3 separate regions of the Mus musculus genome follow, and regions 1 and 2 are each linked to region 3. The links are chromatin contacts, found by Hi-C or POLR2A ChIA-PET in ENCODE. All regions are on one chromosome and are shown on one strand. Each heading gives the region's core, a stretch centred on a gene start or an enhancer-like site at or near the end of the contact. The rest is flanking DNA. Distances are from core to core; before and after follow the strand shown. Region 1 holds the start of Ssb (Sjogren syndrome antigen B). Region 2 holds the start of Ccdc173 (coiled-coil domain containing 173). Region 3 holds the start of Klhl23 (kelch-like 23).

The links. A loop is a pair of places that touch in the nucleus more often than their neighbours do. ChIA-PET counts read pairs that join two places held with the same protein, here RNA polymerase II (POLR2A).
Region 1: a loop to region 3 is called in a map of left cerebral cortex, with 4 times the contacts of the local background. The contact joins the promoter of Ssb here to the promoter of Klhl23 in region 3. A Hi-C loop is called at or near these places in 9 of 37 maps with a recorded cell type or tissue (adrenal gland, heart and left cerebral cortex). POLR2A ChIA-PET finds 5 or more read pairs at or near these places in 2 of 5 experiments (Patski and embryonic stem cell).
Region 2: a map of left cerebral cortex shows a loop between it and region 3 (2.3-fold over the local background). The contact joins the promoter of Ccdc173 here to the promoter of Klhl23 in region 3. A Hi-C loop is called at or near these places in 2 of 37 maps with a recorded cell type or tissue (both left cerebral cortex). POLR2A ChIA-PET finds 5 or more read pairs at or near these places in 5 of 5 experiments (Patski and embryonic stem cell).

The regions. Positions count from the first base shown.
Region 1 is chr2:69,859,208-69,863,029 of GRCm38, forward strand. It overlaps Ssb (Sjogren syndrome antigen B), which reads left to right and starts at 2,355. Exons shown (of 12, transcript NM_001110145.1): 1 at 2,355-2,505.
Region 2 is chr2:69,787,626-69,791,752 of GRCm38, forward strand. Ccdc173 (coiled-coil domain containing 173) reads right to left here and starts at 1,861. Exons shown (of 9, transcript NM_001077684.1): 1 at 1,790-1,861. The coding sequence starts at 1,838. Phospho2 (phosphatase, orphan 2) reads left to right here and starts at 2,112. Exons shown (of 4, transcript NM_028521.2): 1 at 2,112-2,331; 2 at 2,661-2,696.
Region 3 is chr2:69,820,911-69,824,481 of GRCm38, forward strand. It overlaps Klhl23 (kelch-like 23), which reads left to right and starts at 1,460. Exons shown (of 4, transcript NM_177784.4): 1 at 1,460-1,732; 2 at 2,877-3,571. The coding sequence starts at 2,878.

The DNA of each region.
Region 1 (3,822 bases), core at 1,105-3,604, 39 kb after region 3:
TATTTTGAAATGCAGTTTTTATTGTAACCTTTATTCATCAGAATTGCCAAAGGATGTGTAATCAGATTGAAACTAAACATTGAATTGTTTTGACCTTCTATAAAATGGTATTAAGTAAACGGTGTCACTAATACTTGAAAATGCTATGCCTTTGTATCATTTAGGCATCTCTACCTGTATACCAAATAAAGCATCTCATAGTGATGTCCCAAACTGAATAACACCACTGCCTTAGATCAATCATTCTGTGTACAGGGGAAGGGTACAAGCCACTCTGACATTTAGAAATGTACATGGGATTTTTTCATTCATGGTGACTGACATGCAACTTTTAATTCTTCCACAATCACTCTCCAAAAAATTATGAAGTTCTCCTTGTTCAATACTGTAGAATCTTCAAATGAATACGCTGAATTCTGATCGTAGAACAATGATGTAGACATACCTGTGAAACTTACCTGGTTACAATAACAGGTAGTATGGGCATGTGTGTAAAACATATATTTTGAAGGTGATAATTCATTTCCTTGAGTTTTGCTAATGGTACCTTTTATTATATTCTCATGAGAATGGTAGAAGGAAATAAGATTTTTTATATTATTTAATATAATTTATACAACATTACATTAATATTTGCAGTATTTGGAGAAAATGGTTATGTGAAACACCTTTTGCTTCTGAGCACCGTGCTTGTGAATTTCACAAACACCAGTAAATGAAAATCAGTTTGTTTTTATCACTATATATTATTTAACTTTTTAATTATTTGGTGGTACACATATAGTCGATTCTAATTTTTCTTTTAATCACATAACTTACTATTATGAACATTTAAGTTATCTAAGTGCTTATTTATTTATTTTATGTGTGTGTCCTGGGAGTATGTATGTGCACTGTAAGCGTGCAGGACCCAACAAAGATGAGAAGAGAGTGTTAGAGTCCCTGGAAATGGATTTATAGTAGGTTGGGAGCATTTACACACATGGTATTTTTCCACTGTCTATCCATGCAGGCAAAACACCCGTACATAAACTTAAATCTTTAAAAAAGGAAAATTTAGCATTTATGTCTCACAGTAAGTAGAAACTTGAAAATTTTTTTATTGAATGTAATTAATCTAAAGTTAAAACTACCTGAGGATAATACTAGTAAATTCTTTTTTCTTTGGCCAAAATGGCATGTATAGTTAACCTATAAATGCATTTCTTCTTCTTCTTCTTCTTCTTCTTCTTCTTCTTCTTCTTCTTCTTCTTCAAATTTTAGAGTTTATCTGTTTGGGAACTTCCAAAATGCTCTGAGATTATGAAGTTATTTTGTGAAAGTAATTTTTATATTCCAGGAACACTGAAGGAAAAAGATGATGTCATAAGGAAATTGCACCTCTAAAACGTTAAAATTGTTATGTAAAAAGTGGCAGTCCTGACTTAAGTGTGAAGTCTCTCAAACTATTCTAAATGTACTTCTTTCCTAGCAAGAGACTTTTTTGTTTTGGTTTGGTTTTTGGTTTTTAGAGACAGGGTTTCTCTGTGCAGTCTTGGCTGTCCTGGAACTCACTTTGTAGACCAGGCTGGCCTCGAACTCAGAAATCCGCCTGCCTCTGCCTCCCAAGTGCTGGGAGCAAGAGACTTTTAAAAAGATTTGTTTGTAATCCCAGCACTAGGGTGGCTGGAGGCAGAAGCATAGTTTGGGATCAGCTTGGGTTACTCATTGAGTCAGACTCCAACATCAAAACAAGCAAAGATAGACAGCAGCAGCAAGAGGGGGAGCAGTAAGAGCCTGGTGATGTAGGTGAAGTCCCAGCACTTTGTACTGAAGCAGGAGTTCGAATCATTGGCCAGTTTGTGCTTCAGAGAGCTAGCCTGTCGGAAACCAAGCAACTGTATGGTTTTTTAATTTTTTTCCAAAACCACAACACCATGCAAGTCAAATACATTGCAAAAGGCCAAGCGTGCTGGCGCACCCCTTTAATAATGCCAGCACTCCCGGAAGAGGTAGGCGAGTGTCTCAGCAGAGGCAGGAGGAGTTTGAGGGTCAGCCTGGTCTACAGAGCAGCGCGAGTTCCTGGATAGCCAGGACTACGCACGGAAACGCTGTCTCAAAAAAAAAAAAAGGAAAAAAGAGACAAAGGGGGAAAAAAAGAAAAACCAAGCGCTACAGAAGAAAGAAGGGAAGGCTCGAACATACTGCCCAGAAACACATTAAAAACAAAGATCTCCACAAAAACACTTCCTGTCAGCCCCTAACATTCTGCTGAGCAATTTAACAATTTCTCGGGCGGGAGGGCGGGACTCCTCCTCCGAGGATTGTGGGAGGCTGCGGTAACGGCGCGTGCGTGGAAAGCAGAGCCGGGCCACTGCGTCCGCGGCCACGCCCACCTGTCCGCAAGGGCTGCCGGGAAAGCCCCCATCTTTAAGCGCGTTTGGCTGGCCCGCCGGCGCTCGGAAGTCCAGGCGCTTCTGTCGTTGTTCTTGAAGCTGTGGTGACCGTGGGATCCGAATCTTTGAGGTGAGCTTCTTGGAAACTGAGGAGAAGGTACGAAGGGCTGTGCTATGCGCAGGCCTCACCTTCCTCTCCGCGCCGCCGCGTGGGCCGCGCGGCCCGTGGCCGTGTGCTGGACCGCGGCCCGAGGGGGCGCGGGCCTCGGCGAGGCCACGGAGCGGGCCCCGGCCAGAGATGCGGGCGCCTGGGGCTTTCCACGTGGCAGGGATCCCGGCGGGCCGGTGTGGGAGGATGCGGCTCTCGCGGGGCCTTTAGGCAGAGGCTCGCCGCATCCTCACGGCGTCCTTTCGGTTTGTTCCTTGCACCCCTTTCCTGACTGGCCAGAGGCGGATGTTTCGGACCATTTAAGTCTTTAGGGTGGTCGGTGCGGGTTAAACGCGACAGGGTTCTGTGGGGACTGACTGGAGGCCGAAGAAGTGGGGGCCGCTATTGGGTTCCCAGCGTCGCTATCTTTTTTTTTTTTTTTTTTTCCTTCAAAGAACTGCCATTGCCATTCTGTCTTCAGTGTGAAACAGTCCCTAAATTGGGTAGGCCGCAGAAGTCTTGCAGGGGCTAACTAGGTCGTTATTGACCTGTGTCTCTGTAGTAATGAGAAGTGAGATTGTTGGTAGTGGGAGACAAACCAGCGCCTGTAACAGTAAATTCTGAAGTGGGACGTGTACTTCGTAGATTTCCCATTACAGGACCAGTGTATCGCCAGCAGTCTCCAGCATTTTGAGCAATGTCTCAAGAAATATACCAACAGTAACTCATAACTATATTCAGCTGCTGCAGATAAACTCTTCAAGAGCTGGTATACTTCCGTACAATATGGTAGGGTGGTTTAGTAAGGCGCTGAAAGCCAGTAAGACAGAAGATCCGGTTTGTGATTTCTAGCAAACCAGTATCACAGTCCCTCTTTATTCTAGGATTGTTGTCAGACCGTGAAACAGGAAAGTGGCTATAGAGTTAACCAGTGTAGTAGTGTTTTAGGCACATCCTTACCTTCCAGCGTCCCTAGTTTAAAATTTTTTGTATCTGTGCTCACAAGGTCCCATTTTTCTTGTATTCTCCTATATAGTGTCTAACACCGTAACTTTCATATCTGAACTCTATTTTCATTTTTACCAGTAATAAGTTTTGGTAAGTCAGCTGTGACTAATTTGAAAAGAAACGCAAATAATTGGCATTGAGGGCTATAGGAATATACTGCTGGCAGACTATAATACTGATATTTTTAAAGCTAGAAATGATTCAGGGGTAGTTAAGTGGACATTTTCTGCTTTTTTGTTTTTATCGCTGAACTTTGCTTTACCAACTACATGAAGAGTTTGGTTACAAAGT
Region 2 (4,127 bases), core at 611-3,110, 33 kb before region 3:
AAAACTCCTGATCAAGAGAGTGAGGTCTACGGCCTGGGTGGAGATCAAACATGCTGGTGGGGTTGGGATTCAATCACGTTTTCTCAGGGTCCATCCTAGAACTCCTCGAGTCATGCTAATGAGATAGGCAGAATTAGCTCTTTTATAAGACCCATTTCATTAAATTTGATAAGTATATGCCTCCAAAGCCATCATTACAGTTCAGATAACGGCCACAGGACACCAACAGTCCCCACACCCATTTACTGCTTGCCATCCCTCCTTAGGCTCTACTAGGCCACCACTCATCTACTACTTTTATTATAGATTTTACTCAAAAGAATTACTTTGAGATTCATTCATGTTGTCATATACGTGATTTTATTGCTTTATGCTCTTTCCCAGAATCCCTGCCCCAATGCAGAACCTTATGGGGCACAGCCATGTAACATGTTAACATGTTAACATGTAACATGTTAAGTCTCTTCACTCTTCTGAACTGATCAGAGGAGTGTATTCTCCTTTTCTTCTCTCTCCTTAGCATGCTTTCCTTAACACTGTGAGCTTTCCCCAGCGTTTCAGACTGCACGCTTCCTCTAAAGCAGCAGTTTCTCAGTCTGTGCATCTCAGCACCTTTGGGGGTCGAATGAGGGTCGCCTAAGACCACTGGGAAACACAGATATTTAATAATAATAATTTAAGCATAATTCATACAATTATAATCATGAAGTAGCACAGAAAATAATTTTATGGTGCGGGTCGCCACAACATAAGGAACTGTATGTAATAAAGGGTCACAGCACTAGGGAGATTGAGAACCACTGTTCGAAAGCATCTCTCCTCAATACACAGCAGTTTTTCCAAGTGGAGCAATTCAGAAAGAGGCTGAGAGAAGCCAGTTTGAATCAGTCAGCTTGCAGAGGAGTTTGGGCCAGAACACCTGTGTTGAACCATCGAGGCCAGAGTTCAGAAAGAACTAGAAAGGGTGAGCTTATTCAGCAGTAAGCCTCCAAGACAACAGTTACATCTGGTGAATAAAAATTACTTTTACAATGTCCTTGTGTATGAATCAAATTTCCTAATGTTCCCACTGACCAGATTGTGTCTATCCTAGGGTGCAGGGTGGGGGTAGGGTGCTATTGCTACAGAACTCAAGCAAAACGTGAAGATAGTTCAAATTTCCAAGAATCTATTAGTTACCATGACAACAATTAAACTTGTGGAAAGACTTTGTTTTTAGAAGTCCTACTTGCTCACATCTTTGAAAAAAAATCAAATCTTAGGTCACTTTAATTGGTCACTTTAATTACCTCATTATCATTTTTTTTTTTTTTTTTACATTATCAAAGCATTTGACTAGGGGAGAATTTTAACTTTAGCGTGGAAAGAACTGAGGTTTTTCCGTGAGCTTTAGAAAAGATTACTCAGCAGGTCTGCAACATTATAAAGATTTTGATAGGTCAATAACATTTCCAAACGGCATTCCAAAATTTATTCAACGAATTACAAAGCTTAAGTGCCCCGAGTGTCTGACGAGTTACAGCTGGGGTAAGGCTCTAACTGCTGCCTTTTCTACCCCTATTCTACTCCTAGTCTATTCTTTCTACTGCTACGCTCCCCTAGTCCTCTTTCCTTTTTCCACTCATTCACCTGAAGGCCAACCTGCCTAACTTCCAAGGATGCTTGCTGGGACTGCTTTCGACTTGGTTAAAGCCCATTTCAAAAGGCAACCGAAGCCCTCACTTTGTCACCCTATGCTGGGGTTCTAGAAACAACAACCCCAGCTCCGGCACGGGCCAAGGCAGCTCACCTTGGCTTTCCTTCGCCTGCCCGGAGCGCCGTCCAAAGCGCACCTGCATCTTTAACAAAGCTGATCCCGCGAGTCCAGAGCAGGTGATACTACTTCCAAGCTGAAGTCAGCTACTGAGCGATAACTAAACCATTTGGTTGTTTAGCAACCACGCCGGAAGTGACGTCAGTCTCCAATCCAGGAACCAGGAAGGAGCCCTGTCCGCGGCTGAACCGAGGCCCGAAGCCCGGGTGTGCGCGTGCGCAGTGCAGAGCAGTGGGCGAGCCGGCGCTAGCAGTTCACCGGCTGCGTAAGGCACGAGAACCAACCGGCCGACGCTGGTGCTGATGCTGGCGGCCCGCTGCGACCCAGGCCTGGGTCAGTGAGGAGCCCTCGGTCCCGCTCGGCCGCTGCCGCTTTTCTCACTCGCTGCGCTAGTTTGGAACCGGCCGGTGTGCGAGTCGAGGCCCAGGCTGGGTGCGAGCTTCTACTCTGCGCCCCGCTGGCTGAGGTGAAGGACAGCCCTTTGACCACCGAGCCACAAGGATTAAAGGACAGAAAAGGTGTTTTTAAATGATTTGATTTATGAGGCATAGTCAGGACTATATGAGACCCTGTCAGTTGTTACGTAGGACTATTAAAACTTGAATGTTGTCCCCAGAACATTCGCGTTGATACCTTTAACATACATTAAACTGCTTGGTAAATAACTTGTAATTAGTGTACTTCGGGAACCAGTCAGTCTCTAATGACACAAAAAGTGGACTGGCACTTGATCTCAGCAGAGGCTCTCCTGACATATCGCTGTACAGCTGATTTCATTACTAAATTAAAGGAAGTGCGACTTTCAATAATGAACGTTCTAATGCATAGTTGTGCTATCTCTCCTCAGGTTTTCTATCAGAGATGTTCCACTGTAATAATGCTGGTAAGTATGGAAGGATTAATAAAAATTTCTGGAGACGGAACTTTTGTGTACTTGTGCTAAGCGAGTTGAAAGCTCCGCAGGGCTGGAAAGGTCAGGGATTGAACTGTCTTTGTAGGCCAACAGCCGCTTGCATAGTTTGTGAGGGAGCACGACGCCTAGCGAGAGATCGGTGAATTACACAGTGCTAGCTGCATCCCCAGCAAATTGTACCTTTCTCTTCCTAAGGCCCTCTTCCCACAAGATAACGCAGAGTGAGCAGGAAGTTCCTTCACGGGACAGAAACTCTGAGCTGAGGGACCTCACCACAAGGGACAACACAGGTGCCCTTTAACCTGTTCACTCTAGAGTTATCCTTGAAGCAACTGGGGCAGAGTATATAACTTAGAAGGCAGAAGCTGTGTAGACCACGTCTCTCAGTGAAAATTATCAGGAGTTTTACCAAATTAGTTACAAGTATTGAACCTCATAAAATATCTCAGTAACGTTCTCATATGGTCTTATATTTCAAATAGGGTCTCATATTTGACTTGAAACTCCCGATTGCAAGTGCCTTTTCCATACAAGTTGGTCTAGAACTAGTTTTTTTTTTTTGGGGGGGGGGTTGGGTTTTTTTTTTGTTGTTGTTGTTTTTTTTTTTTTTTTTTTTTTGTCTCGAAGCTCTTTTGCACCCTAATTGGAAACAGAATTTAAATGACTATTGAGATATTTTAAAAACAAAATCAGAAACAAACAAACAAAAACCCACAAATGACAATTAAACCACTCATTAAGATCTGGCCACTGTCCATAAACCATTTTATGCGTGCTATACTTAGTTATGTGTATGTTTGTATATGTGTTTGTGTGAGAGTAAGTGCACATGATTGAAGGTGCCCAAAGAGACTAGGGCTGTCAGACCCCCCTGGAGCTTCAGTTACAAGTAGTGATAAGCCACCAAAACTTGGATCTTCTACAAAAACAGTCAATGTTCTTAACTGCTCAGCTGCCTCTCCAGCCCCTTATTTATTTACTTCTTTGGGGTGTATGTGTGTGTGTACTCGAATGTAACAGCCATGGCATCTAGAGACATTAAGTCCCCTGGAGCTAAAATTGTCCCACCTGACTTGGGTTCTGAGAAGAGCAACATGGGCTCTTACCCAGTGAGCCATCTCTCCAGCCCTGAGAATACTGTTTTGATTTTGTTAATAAAATGTGTTACTGTGTGTGTATTGAGTGAGTGTGATGGTGTACTAGTCAGACGGCAAGCATTTGGAGTCCTCTTCCCCTGTGGGGGTGTCTTGAGGATCTCACACTGAACTTGTCAGACTCGTTCAGCAAGGGGTTCCCCATCCTCTCTGCTCACTGGCCCTCTTCACACTGCACACTTGACACTGCGTAACCGAAGCTGCGTCCAACAGTGCAGCATTATGTCTGCCTCAGCCTCCTGAGTGC
Region 3 (3,571 bases), core at 210-2,709:
AGTGAACCTCTCTATCAAGAGTCATTGATCATATACTGTTATACGTATGTTTCTACCCCATATACATATATATTATGCATATATTGATCATATTTTTGAGATTCTATAAGTTAGTATAGAGCCTACAATATATATTTTCTTACGACTTCTTTCTGTATGTTGGAGAGGTGGTTCAGAGGCTCAGAGCACTTGTTGCAATTGCAAAGGACCAGGATTTGGGCCCCAGAATTTACATAGCAGCTTACAGTCATTGTGACTCTGGTTCTAGGGGATCCAATGGTATCGCTCTTCTGGTCTCTGCAGGCTCTTCACACATTACAGACACACATGTTGCAAGCGCGATTTCGATCACACACACATGCACACAATACATTTTAAAAATTATTTCTGTGTGTGTGTGCTTGTGTGTGTGTGTGTGTGTGTGTGTGTGCGCACGCGTGTGTGTCTAGTAGTTTGCTCTAGGCTGTATGTTAAGTGGCAAGTGGCAGAGTAAACTTTAGCCCCCCAATCGAAGACTCTTTTGCTTTCTTGCTGTGGTATTAAATTGTTGACCAGACTCTAAGATATAAACCATATCATGTTTTTGTTTGTTTTGTTTTTGTTGGTTGTTTGTTTGTTTTAGGTTGTTTTCTAAGAATCACTTGGTGCTCTTGGACAGAATGAAGATTTCTGAAATCTGGGGTGAGGGTTGTGAAGTTCTACACAACACTCCCCCGGGATCAACACTAAGATGTGGAATTAAATTAAACCCACTCAAAGAAGAACAAGCATGTTACTTGTTCAGAGCTTGCTTGGCAAGAAGGCCAATCACCATCACTCGTCCTTCCCAGAGGCTCAAAGCAGGGACATGAGAAGCGTGGATAAAAATAGAAGAAAAAGAAGAGGAAAAAGCAAGGGGGAGGGGAGAGTAGTAGCCTCCACCTCTGCTACCCCAGATATCTGATTGGAGGCTATTGGCTGGGAAAGCCGGGGGTGGGCTACAAACAGAGTGATCGTTTTTTGGCATATTTATACTTCCCTGGTTGGTCCTGAAGAGGAAGTGGGGGTAGAAACCCAAGTTGGCTTCCTGGTTGTTCTGGTGCAATTTCAACACAGGTTGTGGCTTGGCTTTCGGCGCTTAGGAGTTTCAGCGTTCTCCCATCATGTAAGGTATGGCCATTACGTATCTGTCTACTTACTCTTTTCTTTTCAACACTACTTTAAGAACAACCTTAGCTCTCCGGTCCTGGTTTGCCGCGACCTCCTTCCAGTAAGCTCCCTGACAGCCATGGACCATCTTTCAAACCTAATTACCTTTTCCCGGACTTTATGAGGTGCTCGGAAGTTATTCAAAATCTTGCGGCTAAAAACATTTGATACTAGCTTTTGTTGCAATAAGAAAGTGGACTTTCTGGTGTGGCACAATGGACATCACCAGAAGGCTGGAGCTTGCCCCTTTTAGCTGCTTGTGTTCTACAACAGTAACTCGAGAATCTTAGGTGCCTGGATTCAGCCTTGACCTAGGCTACCCCCACTTTCCCTGGAAGCTTCCAGGTTAACTCCTAGTGTGCTTAAGCAGCCCCAAAGCTCCTTCCTGCGCGCTCTGCTGGAGGCAGCATGGAGTTTATGGGAAAGCAGCTACTTGTGGCATTTGAAGGCAGCCCTAATAGAAGACCGTAGTTTCGCCTTCTTCTCTCGGCACTTTCTCTCTCCCCGCACGCCAAGGGCCAGGGCCGGCAAGAGGACAGAGAAGGTAAGGGTACACACTCCCCTCCGGCGTTGGCTGGGGACTCCGGCTTTCTCCTAGCAGGCAGTGCGATGGGCGTGCGCGCGCGAGAGGAGCGGGGCTGACCGTGGACGCGGCCCACCTGCTGCGGGAGCCCACGCTGCGGCGCCCGGGCTGCGGGGGGCTGCGGGCGGAGGCGGGAAGCCGCGGGCCACCGAAGCCGGAGCGGCTCGTGGGCTGGAGCTGCGCTAGCAGGCGGCCTCCGCCGCGCCCCGCCGCGCGCTACCAAAGATGGTCAGAGGGTCGGGAGGCGCCCCCGCCCCCGCCCCCGCCGGCCGCTAGTCCGGAGTCTGCGTTCCGCGCCGCCAGCGAGGTAGGTCGGAGCCCGGCGGCCCGGGGCCGGCCAGAGAGGCGAACGGGCAGCGCGGGAGACGAGGCCCCGCCACCCCCAGCCCACGCGCGCCGGGGCGCAGACAATGGCCGTGCGGTGCGGGCCCAGTGGCGAGGGCGGGCGCGTGGGTGCCGCGGGGCCGTCCACACCTGCGCACCCGGCCGGGCAGAGGCCGCGGGCATCGGCCAACGGCGGCGCGCGACGCCCGGGAGCCGAACCCCCGCGCCGGGCCCCGGGGCGGGGCGCTCTCCCGGCGGGAACGCCGGCCGGGCCCAGGCGCTAGCGCGGGCTGCAGAAGCTAGCTCGGGCCCGGCCGCTCTTGTGCTGTCAGCAAGCTGCAGAGCGCAGGGATCCCTTTTCTGAGATTCTCTCCATCTTGGTGGCATCTCAGTGTGAATTGAAATCGAGGGGGGAGGGGGAGAACCAACAACGGCGAATTGGGGCCGGGCTGCGGCGGGGTGACCCCCTCGGACACTTGGCCTGGGGACTCTCAGGAACTGCCAGACTGGGACAGTGCAGATACTGGGTGGCTGGGGGTAGTAAGCTAGGATCTCTCAACAAATGGATAACTGGAAAAAAAAAATCCTCATTTAGTTAATCTGATTTTAAATAGACCATCGTATAAATAGTTCAGCGCATTTTGCATATGGTGTTTGGGCATCTGATTTTAGTCTAGTTTTGGAATATGCCTGATGCCATCCATGTCTGGTGATCGGAATTTTTAACATTAATTATTAGAGTTAATACACAAAGCTGAAAACGTGTTTGTATTTTTTGCAGCATGGCTCTAAAAGGACAAGAAGATTACATTTTTCATTTCAAGGATTCGTCGCATCCAGTGGATTTTCTGGATGCATTCAGAACGTTTTACATGGATGGACTATTTACTGATATTACCCTTCAGTGTCCTTCAGGCATAATCTTCCATTGTCACCGAGCTGTTTTAGCTGCCTGCAGCAATTATTTTAAGGCAATGTTCACAGCTGACATGAAAGAAAAATTTAAAAGTAAAATAAAACTGTCGGGCATCCACCATGATATTTTGGAAGGCCTTGTAAATTATGCATATACTTCTCAAATTGAAATTACTAAGAGAAATGTACAGAGCCTTCTTGAAGCAGCGGATCTGCTGCAGTTTCTTTCTGTAAAGAAGGCGTGTGAGCAGTTTCTGGTCAGGCACCTGGACATTGATAACTGTATCGGGATGCACTCTTTTGCAGAATTCCATGTGTGCTCAGAACTAGAGAAGGAATCCCGCAGGATCCTCTGCTCCAGGTTTAAGGAAGTTTGGCAGCAAGAAGAATTTCTGGAAATCAGCCTTGAAAAGTTTCTCTTTATCTTGTCCAGAAAGAATCTGAGTGTCTGGAAGGAAGAGGCTATCTTAGAGCCGGTCATTAAGTGGACTGCTCACGATGTAGAGAATCGAATCGAATGCATCTACAACCTGCTAAGCTATATCAACATAGACATAGACC